2 separate regions of the Homo sapiens genome follow, and region 2 is linked to region 1. The links are chromatin contacts, found by Hi-C in ENCODE. All regions are on one chromosome and are shown on one strand. The core of a region is the stretch at or near the end of the contact, and the rest is flanking DNA. Distances in the headings are between cores, read along the strand shown.

The links. A loop is a pair of places that touch in the nucleus more often than their neighbours do. Pooled maps may share reads with other maps.
Region 2: a loop to region 1 is called in a map of OCI-LY7, with 2.8 times the contacts of the local background. The contact joins the enhancer-like site here to the promoter of CLN5 in region 1. A Hi-C loop is called at or near these places in 2 of 168 maps with a recorded cell type or tissue (GM12878 and OCI-LY7) and 4 of 50 pooled maps.

The regions. Positions count from the first base shown.
Region 1 is chr13:76,989,234-76,994,851 of GRCh38, forward strand. It overlaps CLN5 (CLN5 lysosomal BMP synthase), which reads left to right and starts at 2,848. Exons shown (of 4, transcript NM_006493.4): 1 at 2,848-3,038. The coding sequence starts at 2,866. RefSeq lists silencers at 2,182-2,271, 2,362-2,431, 2,892-3,131 and an enhancer at 3,153-4,352.
Region 2 is chr13:77,505,540-77,511,157 of GRCh38, forward strand. No RefSeq gene overlaps it. Among named protein-coding and RNA genes, the nearest start is that of SCEL, 27 kb to the right of the region's middle. Within about 2 kb of position 2,557, at least 4 of the 41 ENCODE cell types and tissues checked have a DNase peak (open chromatin) inside an H3K27ac peak, as active enhancers do.

The DNA of each region.
Region 1 (5,618 bases), core at 1,598-4,097:
GCTTGAAGGACCTCAGTCATTCCACACAGAGAATTGGCCTCAATTTACAACCCAGATGTCAAGCTTCTGATAAGGGGTTTCCAGACACAAAACTCCATCGCTATTTTAACTTCATAGTCTCCAAGGAAATAGGCCCTTCATCCACTTTGCAGTCTAGACCTAGAGCCTGTGTGTTGATGGCAGCAGCAGGCCGTCTGGAGCAGCCACTACCATCATTGACATACAGCCTTGTTTTGCTTTGAGTCTACCAAAATACTGCTTATTTAAATTTCATCTCAACTCCACACTTCCCCAGAATCCTATCACTCTATCTGGGGAGATGCCATGTGGTCCAGGCAGTCTTAGGCTGAATGGGCAAGGATCCAAGGGAAACCAATTAGATTGAAATTAGTTCTGTCTGTGGGCCCTCAAGATTTAAAAGCCATGGACAAGGGGGAAGCAACCAGTATCGACCAGCGATAATCTATGAGCACCTTCAGCTTGGGGTGTGGGGTCATAGACAAAAAGAATGGGGTTTAATCAGTGTTCCCATCCAAGGCAAAACCAGACCAGAAGAATGGGAGCTACCAGGAGGCTGAGTTAAGACCAATACTAGGGCCAGGCATGGTGACTACAGCCTGTAATCCCAGCACTTTTGGAGGCCGAGGCAGGTGGATTACTTGAGGTCAGGAGTTCGAGACCAGCCTGGCCAACATGGTGAAACCTCGTCTCTACCAAAAAAAAAAAAAAAAATTACAACTGGCACACACTTGTACCCAGCCACTAGGGAGGCTGAGGCAGGAGAATTGCTTGAACCCGGGAGGCGGAGGTTGCAGTGAGCCGAAATCACATCACTGCACTCCAGGCTGGGTGACAGAAGGAGACTCCGTCTCCAAAAAAATAAAAAATAAAAACCAATACTAGGAAGTGCTTTCTTACCATGAAAGCTCCCTGCACACAGAATGAAGAGACAGATGGCAGAAGCAAGACCAGAGGCCTCCACCACTGAACAAGGTCAACCTGAATTTGTTTTTGTAGCTCTGGGAAGTCCTGAACTGAATGGGAGGTTCTACTGTGGCCCTCTACTAACAGTAGATGGAACCTGGAACCATCTACTGTTAATTGTCCTTTTAGTAGCCAAGACATGAAGTACCTATCTCCCTTCTTTGTATTTGGTGAAAAGATTTGAACTCGAGCCATCTCTGCTAAAGGCATGACTTTAGTCACCCCACTGCAGTTGCTTCTCTTTGCCTCCAAGAAAGTCCAATCTGATGGGCAGATTGTGCTTGCAGATGACTGGATTAAACTGCAAATATCTCATGAAGCTGCTGCCTGCATCACCGCTCTCCAGGCAGCCACGGAGGCTCTGGTTGTTGAGGCCATCTACTGTGGCCCTCATACATCATACTGTGTATGGTTCCAGGATTTGTAAATGCTCTAATCAATGTTTTTTTTTTTTTTTAAAGCTGTTCCTGCTGATTGCTTTTTAAGCTAGGCTCAAGTGTGGGGCCACGGAATCCTTCAGGTGCCCTTCAAATCAGACATTACATTTCAGCTCTCAGGGCTAGAATGCTTCCCCCTCTTATCTTGGGCAGGTCTTTGAAGAAGCCAGTTTAGCCTTGGTAATTTTGAATTTGGCCATAGTATACGGAGGAGAGCTAGGTAGCTATCAAAACGCTTAGACAAACGTATGGTAAAATGCAGCCCAGCCTGAACCTCCGCAAAACCCCCAAACCTGGAGCAGCAAGTGGGCAAAGGAGTGTGTGTTTGGGGCAGGGTACTGAGTCCCATATGTAATCAAGAGACCTGGAGGGCCCAAGGAAGTCAGTGACACCCCCACAAGCTACATATCCTCCAATGGATTGTGGTGGTCATCTCCGGCTACCGAAGCCACCTTGCTTATTCCCATAGGCTTACAAACATTATGATGCTTCACACGAGTTGTGGGTGAAGTGAAGGAATTGGAAAGTCCCGGTCTAAGGCCCTGCAAAACTGCTGTCTGGTAAAAACAAGTGACTATGGCAAGGCCCTGAATGTACTACGTATAGACTTAAGTCAGTATTTGTGCCTAACAGCAAAGCATGCCACAAGAGGCTCCTCAAAAGCCGGGTAATTGATGCCATTGTTTTCTTGACCTAGTTGAAGAGTCAAAGAAGAGAAGGTGATGCAGAAACTTCTTTCCAGTGAAGTGACAGATCCAAGCAAGGAACACCTGCCTGTGAGGGGAGCGGTAGGGGAGGGGGTAGATTCGGCAGCACTCGGGTAGTGGCAGGGACCACATATTGTCGGTGTTAACCACTGTTATCACTGGCCCAGGTCGAGTGAGGACGAGTCATTTCCCCACTAAGCACTTGGGGAGTGGCAGGGACCACATATTGTCAGTGTTAACCACTGTTATGACTGGCCCAGGTCGGGTGACGACGAGCCATTTCCGCACTATTGTCCCTTCTTCCTCACTGCACCCCCAGCCCTGCACCCTCAGCTCCAAATACACATTCTCGTTCACTCAACGTTTGTTGACACCTAGCGTGGGCCCTGTGGGATGGGGTAAAAGTTCGGTGTTGGGAGGAGCCCCGGTGACAGATTTTTGGTTTTGGTGGTGGCTTTTGGGCAAGGACAGGTCAATTCATAAAAGATGACGCCCCAGGTCTGGATCGAATTCTCCTGGGAGCCAGACCAAAGCACCTTCCTGGACTGCAAAGTGTGGAAGCCGCCGCGGGCCGGGCGCGGGGAGGTGTCATGCGCCGGAACCTGCGCTTGGGGCCAAGCTCTGGAGCTGACGCGCAGGGGCAAGGCGCCCCGCGTCCCGGACTGGCGGCTCCGCGCATGCTCCTCCCACCGGCGTCGCAGGCCTCGAGAGGCTCCGGAAGTACTGGGTGCAGCCTGATGGCGCAGGAGGTAGACACGGCACAGGGCGCCGAGATGCGGCGGGGCGCGGGCGCGGCTCGGGGACGCGCTTCCTGGTGCTGGGCCCTGGCGCTGCTTTGGCTCGCGGTGGTTCCGGGCTGGTCCCGGGTCTCGGGCATCCCCTCCCGGCGCCACTGGCCGGTGCCCTACAAGTGAGTGCGGCGGCGCGCGCACTGTCGGGGTTGGGGTCGGCGTTGACGATGGGGGATGGGGTGCTGGGGCGGGGACCCCTGCTCACCGTGGTTTGTGTCGGGTCACGAGATGGTGCGGGGACAGCGCCGGGTGACGCTCGGAGCGCACTTGAGAGCAAAGTTGAGGACTGGGGAGTCGCAGCCGCTCGTTACGTGCAGCCCTGGGACCTTTCGTCCCCTCTGGTCACTTGCGGCAGACTCAGGACAGTCCTGAATCGTGGAAGAAGAAAAGGAGAGTAATGTTATTTAATGGAGGGACTTCTGGGTACAAGTAGCTGATTTCTTGAGTAGTTTAAAAACACTGTCTATCGCATTTATTTATATCATGCACTGTCGTTAGTTATTACCGCGGAACATTTGGTACAATTTACTGGGCGACCAACTCGCTCTGGTTTGAACCTGATCAGAACCTGATCCGAAGTCCTTATTGGGACTTCCCAGTTTTGCCCTCAAAAGTCGCGCATCCCGGGAATCCCCGTCTCCTGCAGTCCTGGTTAGACCGGGAAGATTGTCACCGCTTTTGTCCAGTCTTCAGCCTGGAGGTAGGACGCCGGTCCTAAGTCGGGGACAGAGCCCGCACACCTGGGAGGTCGATTCCAGCCTTTGACAGAGAAGACACAGCCTCCGGCGGTCAGAGATAGCTAAACACAGAGAAAGAAAACATGGTGTCAACATCAGGCAGGAGAAAGACCAGCAGTTTTTGAAAACAGCTATTTTTCTTTAAACCAAAAGCATCATTGGACATAATTTTAACTTACTAGCATAAGTAATCAACAGCTAAAACTGCACACAACAAACCTGAAAAAAACAGCTATTTTGTATGACAGTATGAGTGGGAAGGAGTTCTGCCTGCTGCGGGTCAAATCTGGCTCTGTCATCACCAGGGATCTTGGGAAAGTTACTCAGAATCTCTGTGCCCACATGCCCTGAGTCAAAAAATAGGAATAGTGGTAGCACGTACCTCATAGGTTTGCTGGAAGGATTAAATCTAGTAAAATGCCAGCTGTTGTCAAACCTAGATAGTGTATTCTGCTCACTGAAATGTTTACAACACTTTTTTGTTTTGTGTGATATACTACGTGGAAAGAGAAGTTTGTGGTTGAAGCTAGTTTTCTGGAAAATGTTAATAATAAAATGTTTGTAAGAAGTCAAAATTACTCAATAGAACAAGAATTGTAAATCCAAACGATTTGATTTAACATTAGGGCAAGGTGTTGACTATGGCTTTTTAGTGGATTTTTTTTTTAAGTCTCAGATATTAAGTACGTGCTCCCATCTAATTCCCTCAATTGAATATAATATTTAAGTTTATTAAGTTCACACTTAAATTACCTTTGAACTAAAATAGATTTTGCTGTGTCAGTGAAATCTCCATGTGATTATGTATTTGTTTAAACCAGGTAAGTGCCTATAAAACACTGTACCCAAGTAGCAGAAACTTTTGGGAGCGTCGTTAATAGTTTCGATTAGCATAAAGATTTTAACTTCTTAAGTTAAAATAGAAATTTTTGTTGATTTGTTAAGATTTGTTAGATCTGGCTACAACCTTGGGGATCTAGGATTCTTAGATAGAAGCTGTTGTCGCCACCACTTCTTTCTTTCCCAGTGCCAGATTATAGGTGACCAGTGTGTCTGTTGAGCTGAATTCAGCTGCAGTGCCCCTCGAGTCCTATTGCTGTGGCCTTCTCCGGTCTTCTTTTCTTGCCTGCATTGTTGAGGTCACCTTCTAACTGATCTCTCATGTTTTATTTGGCCTCTCTCCATACCCTCTTTTAATTCGTGAAATAAGGTTTACTTTATAGCAAATTCAGTCCTGTCAGATCTGCTACTTAACATCCTTTAAGTTTAGCCCTCCCCAATTATAAGGCAGGGAATTCCATGCACATTCTCCTAGTGACAAAATGACAGCCCCTGCCAGTCTCTTCCGTCTCCATTCCTGCGTCGAGGCCTGAAATCCAGTCTTCCGTACCTACCGGAGACCAAATGTGCCAGGCTTGTCTTACAATACTTAACATTTCCTCTGCCTTTCTGTCTTAACCTTCTAATCAACTACATTAAAAACCTAGGCCCGGCCTTCATCTCTTTCTTTGCCCTCCCCACCCCATTCATCCCATACCTGGTTAACAATGATTTGTCCTTCCTGTGTGCCCATAGGACTCATTCCTTTAGTCTAGCACATACCACACTCATTACTTGTTCAGTGTCTTTCCAGCTCCCACCCACAGTTCCATGAGAAAGGGAACAGTGTTTTAATTTTTGTTTCCCTCCTTCTTACTATAGTTCACTATATATGTAGTGGAGCCTCAATAAATATTGGTTGAATGAATGTTAATTCGTAAGTAAATATAAAATGTATTCTGTTACTCATAATTATCTGAATAATCTTAATGTATGGACTGTTTGTAAAATTGAACACATTGGAAAAATGTTCATTTATTCTGTAAACATTTGCAAATGTCTACTATGATCTGGAGCTATAAAAATTTTAAGACAAAATTCCTGTCTTCAAAATTTTCACAGTGGGATCAGGGAACAGGGAAG
Region 2 (5,618 bases), core at 1,307-3,806, 520 kb after region 1:
AGGTACTCAAAATAAATATGTTTTCATTTTATAGTGACAGTGCACATAAGAAAAAAATTTACCCCTTTGTTTTTCTGTCCTAACAACGTCTGGCTCTAAACAATTCTATAACATACACATACAGGTACACATTGAATATATACATTTTTAAATCAAGTATTATTTCAACAATGCTTTGAATAAATTTACAGGAACCCAGTGGGGTTTTTTCCTTTCAGTAAGACTAATCCCTAGATTTGAAAATTGATTGAATTGAGGGGTATGACAAGTTCAAATTCAAACATTATCATCACCTCAATATTAAACTAACCATAAAAATATTCCATATATAAAACATGATTAAAAATAATCACTGTCATAGTAGTTAGAAAATAAGGCTTCCTTCACCTGAAATTTTGTCCATTTGAAGAGGGAAGTGGACCACAGTAGGGAGGGTTGAAGACTGGAGACTCCCCAAAGAGCTCCCTGATATTTATTATCATCAGCAACAGAAATCCCAGAACACGGCCGGGTGCAGTGGCTCACGCCTGTAATCCTAGTGCTTTGGGAGGCCGAGGCAGGCGGATCACAAGGTCAGGAGATCGAGACCATCCTGCCTAACGCGGTGAAACCCCATATCTACTAAGAATACAAAAAATTAGCTGGGCGTGGTGGCGGGCGCCTGTAGTCCCAGCTACTCGGGAGGCTGAGGCAGGAGAATGGCGTGAACCCTGGGAGGCAGAGCTTGTAGTGAGCCGAGATCTCGCCACTGCACTCCAGCCTGGGCGACAGAGCGAGACTCCATCTCAAAAAACATAAAACAAACAAACAAAAGAAATCCCAGAACACTTTTTATTTATGAGAAGATGGCAATGAAATGTGTGTACTAAATTATAGTGCTTCTTTTTCTTCCATTTCTGAAAGCAGTGACATTCCTATTGGTGCACTTTAAAAAGGAAGCTAAAGTCAGAAGTGGATTGCTGCCTCCTGCTCTTTTTTTTATATTTTAACTTTTAGGTTCTGGGGTACATGTGCAGGTCTGTTATATGTGTAAACTCATTACTTGAGGGTTTGGTGTACAGATTATTTTGTCACCCGTTACTAATCATAGTACCCAACTGCTTTTTGTTTGTTTGTTTTCTGAACCTCTCCCTCTTCCCACCCTCATAACATTGAAAAATGTGTTCTTACATGTAATTGGGAAAGTAATTTCCTAAAAAGAATTTAATTAAGCCTTAAATAATAGGCTTCTGTCACCTGCATCCTTCTCAAAGCTGACTTACTGCTTCACTTTTTTTTTTTTTTCTGACTTAACCAAAGATAATGGACCTTTTGAGGTTCTGGCTGTAGGTTTGTTCCTGGTAAGTGGGCTTGAAGTATTGTGAGATCAAATCCAAAATGGTATTTTTTTAAACTAGGCTACCATGTGAATACCATTTCCCACCAAAAGTAACAGAAGAGTTCATGAACATGGAAAAAAAAAGTATTCTTTTAGCAGCTTGATACACAAGGCTTCATTATTTTTCTTACTTTGTTTCCCTCTAGTGCCCCAAAGTGAAAAGTGCATGGGTATTTTATATGGAGATGTCCAATTCAATTAATTTATTCATTAAAAAGAAATTGATTAGATTCATTCTTATTGTCCCTTTTAGAACTTGGGTACTACTGCTCCTTTTTAGGACATAAAGTCCTGAATCCCCTGTACTCCGCGATCCCACCAATACCGCTAAACACCTCTTCTTGGTCATACTCAGATTTCAGAACCAAGCAGATGATTGTGATTGTGTTTGTTTCCATGTCTTCTGCCTAGTTCTTATTTTTTTAAAAAATTTTTTTTGGCTTGGCGGGGGGTGGTCCTGAATTTAATAGGGCTACAAACTATAATCATAGGCAGGCATTAGGCTCAAGTTGGAACAATTTTTAACTAAAATGACTTAATATAATCACTTAATTTACTTTGTTATGCAATAACTCATAGTAATTTTTTTTTTTTTTTTTTTTTTTTTGAGACGGAGTCTCGCTCTGTCGCCCAGGCTGGAGTGCAGTGGCGCAATCTCGGCTCACTGCAAGCTCCGCCTCCCGGGTTCACGCCATTCTCCTGCCTCAGCCTCCCAAGTAGCTGGGACTACAGGCGCCCGCCACTACGCCCGGCTAATTTTTTGTATTTTTAGTAGAGACGGGGTTTCACCGTTTTAGCCGGGGTGGTCTCGATCTCCTGACCTCGTGATCCGCCCGCCTCGGCCTCCCAAAGTGCTGGGATTACAGGCGTAACTCATAGTAATTTTTAAGAAGGGGGAAATGCATAAAAAATGGACTACGTAGTCCATTTTTGACCTGGAGACATCATCCTTTGTCACATTTACAGTTACTCATGAGCATTTGTCTCTCCCCTAGTTTTAAAAAAGAGAACAATGATCAGGGCTTGCAACCACAGCAAGTGTTATTACCAGGGAGAATTATTATCTTGCTGATCATTCTAGGTGAGACTGCATATGCTTTGTGGTCACTGTGGGCTGGTGCTCTGGAGCAGTGATTCAGAGGCACTTACAATTTCTTTTGGCAGAATGCCGGGTATACATAGCGAAATGATATTTTTATGGCTTTTCTAGGGTTTGATGATCTCACATTTCAGGCTGGACAACTTCCCATAGTGATAGACCTATTATTAATTAGAGAATGTACGTGTGACAACCAGTAAGGGATGCTTTTGTTTTTTTCTCAAAGAAGAAGGTACTCAATGGACCATCTGGGGAACACATGATGTACTGTGAGGTTGTCCCACCCTGATCTTTTGTGGTCTCAAATATGTGACCAGACGCCTTATATTCCATTCTTGACTGTTCTCCATCAGATAAGAATCAGGCAACACAGTAAAAACAGTGCTCTGATTTCAGGCAATAAGTTCTTTAATACCTTTTTAAAGCTCAAGGTAGAATTGTTGAGCTGCAAGTGACAGCCTGCTTATTTAGAGTTAGAACAGGAGAGATTGAGATGAAGTAAACCTGGATGGGATGCTTTCTTTGGCATGATTTTAAAGACACTTGGCAATAATCTTCAAAGGAGGGTGTGTGTTTATCTTTCTTGGCATGGCTTTTGTTTTACTTCTGAAGCCCCACCTTTTCTTTCGGGTAATTTTTTTTCCCCAGTATGTCTGGCAACTGTGCTGAGGCTGCCCACAGTGCCAACTTTTCTGGGTAACTTAGGGAAAAAAATTGAATATGAATTTTTGCTGTCAAGTAGAAAAAGAATATCCAAATGATTGCTTTGCAGTTGAGTGTTGCTTGCTATGTTGAGATGATCATAGAGCAATCTGAGAACTCCAAAATTTTGGTAACTTATTTATATAGAACTCAGTGAAGTGAGCCTTTAAAACGAGAGAAAATATCAATGAACATTCTGTTTTACTTAAAAAAGTTATTCCAGTTCAATTACCATTACCACCAATTTCATTTTTCAATGGAAATCATAAGTACTGAATGTAACGGTTTAGGATTTTAAGCTCTCATGTGGTTGTAGACCCAAAATTTAAGATAGAAATGTATAAGAAGGACTAATTCTTAATCCAAAAATACAGTGGTCAAGTGAGTGAGTTATTGCTTCCTGGCCTTTTGGCTAAGATCAAGTGAAGTGCGTGGGTTTTAAAGGCAGACAATCTTTGAAAACATACTCTACTACTTACTAGCTGGAAGAACTCTATGAGGCTAAAGATTCCATAAAATTAAGGGTCTTTTCTTTCTTTTATGCCATTCTGCCTCTAGTATCTGGCAACTTGCCTGACACATAGTAAAAGCACAACTACAGAAGGTTTTTTCTTCCTGTGGATGAAAATTCTTTTCCAGTTAAGTGCTTTCACATAGAAAGATTGACCTTTTTCTCGTTTCTGAAGATCGGTTGGGTTCTGCCAAGAATCATATGCTTGAGAAGATGAAACATCACTTAGAAATCTGACATCTTTGCTTCCTGTTTCCTATTATGCTGCTCATTGTTGAGAATGCCATTTAAATTGTTCCTGAACCCACTTCCTTATAGATTGGTTACATGAGGTTAGAAATCACTTAACATTAAATGTTTTAACATTGAAATGAAGGAACTCTCAGCATTTAGAGACAAAAGAGGGCAGAGTCATTGAGGCTAAGGAAAAGAATTATATTTTTCTGTTAAAACCTTCTGTTGTATGATATCTTCTACATTCTATGACCTATAATCATCAGGGAATTTTGTCACTGCCAAAATTAACTCAGATTTTATAACCAAATTAAACTTTGAGAAGTCAGTTCTCAAAGTCTTCCATGATTGAATGATACTTGTGTGGAATGTAAATTGTACTCATTTGGAATATCTCGAATGGCTGCCTATCAGTTCACTTAATTTCCTCAACCTTACACGAGCAATTACCATGTGACTGGCCTGAGCTAGCATCAGGGGACTAGACATGAATATAGACATTTCATATCTAAAAATTTATCCTGTAGTTTGCCATATTGACATGAAAACAAAGAAAATGTGACATAATGGAAGATGTATAAAATAATGGTGAATATCACAATGGGAGGTGTTCATAGACTGATAATTGCCCACCCAGTATTAATTCTTCTTCTCTTTCTTATAGCAGAAACCCGATTCTATACCAGGTGGCAAAATATCCAGCTGAAGGCCCCATTTTTCTATCCTCTCTTGTAGCTGCGTGTGACCATGGACTAAATTCTGGCTAATAATATGCAAATGAAAGTTTTTGGGTTGAATTTGGGGAAAAGTTCCCTTAGCTTGGGGAGAAATGACTGGGGCTTGCTAGCTGGAATGTGGACGTGATGTGGTTGTGGAATGCGGATGTGTTGGCTGTAGCTCTAGCAGACACCCTGAAGCATGATGTGATCTTAAGCATGGAAGTCATGTACAAAGGATGTCAGGGAACAAAGATAGAAGGACCCTGGACACTGATTACTGAGCAGAACCCTGGATTGACTCTCCCTCAAGTTGGGTGTAGAAATGCATTTCTGTCTAGTTTAAGTCACTGCTACTTTCACTCTGTTACTAAGGTATAAATGCAATTTCAGATGACATGAAAGGTATATTAAGAGTTTCTTTTTAGAGAAAAGTGTTGCCAAAGGTATTCATAGAGGAAATAATGCTTTGGCAGATTATTTTAAAGGACAAACAGGAGGAGTTGTCCAGGTTACAGGAGAGAGATGAGGAATCCATGGAAGAATATTTGGTGTTACTGCATATGTCATTAGAATTATTATTATTATTATTATTATTATTTTTTGAGACAAGGGCTCACTCTGTTGCCCTGGCTGGAGTGCAGTGGCATAATGTTGGCTCACTGCAGCCTCGATCTCCCAGGCTCAAGTGATCCTCCTACTTCAGCCTCCTGAGTAGCAGGGACCACAAGCATGCATCATAATGTCCAGGTGTTTTTAAAAAATTATTTCTTGTAGGGACAGGGTCTCACCCTGTTGCCCAGGCTGGTCTCAAATTCCTGGGCTCAAGTGATCCACCTGCCTCAGGCTCCAAAAGTGCTGGGATTACAGGCATGAGCTACTGCACCCAGTCTGATTTTTAATTTGAATTTTTTATTTGGAAATAACTGCATACTTAGAAAAATGTTGCAAGAATGAGAATAACACTAAGAACATCTC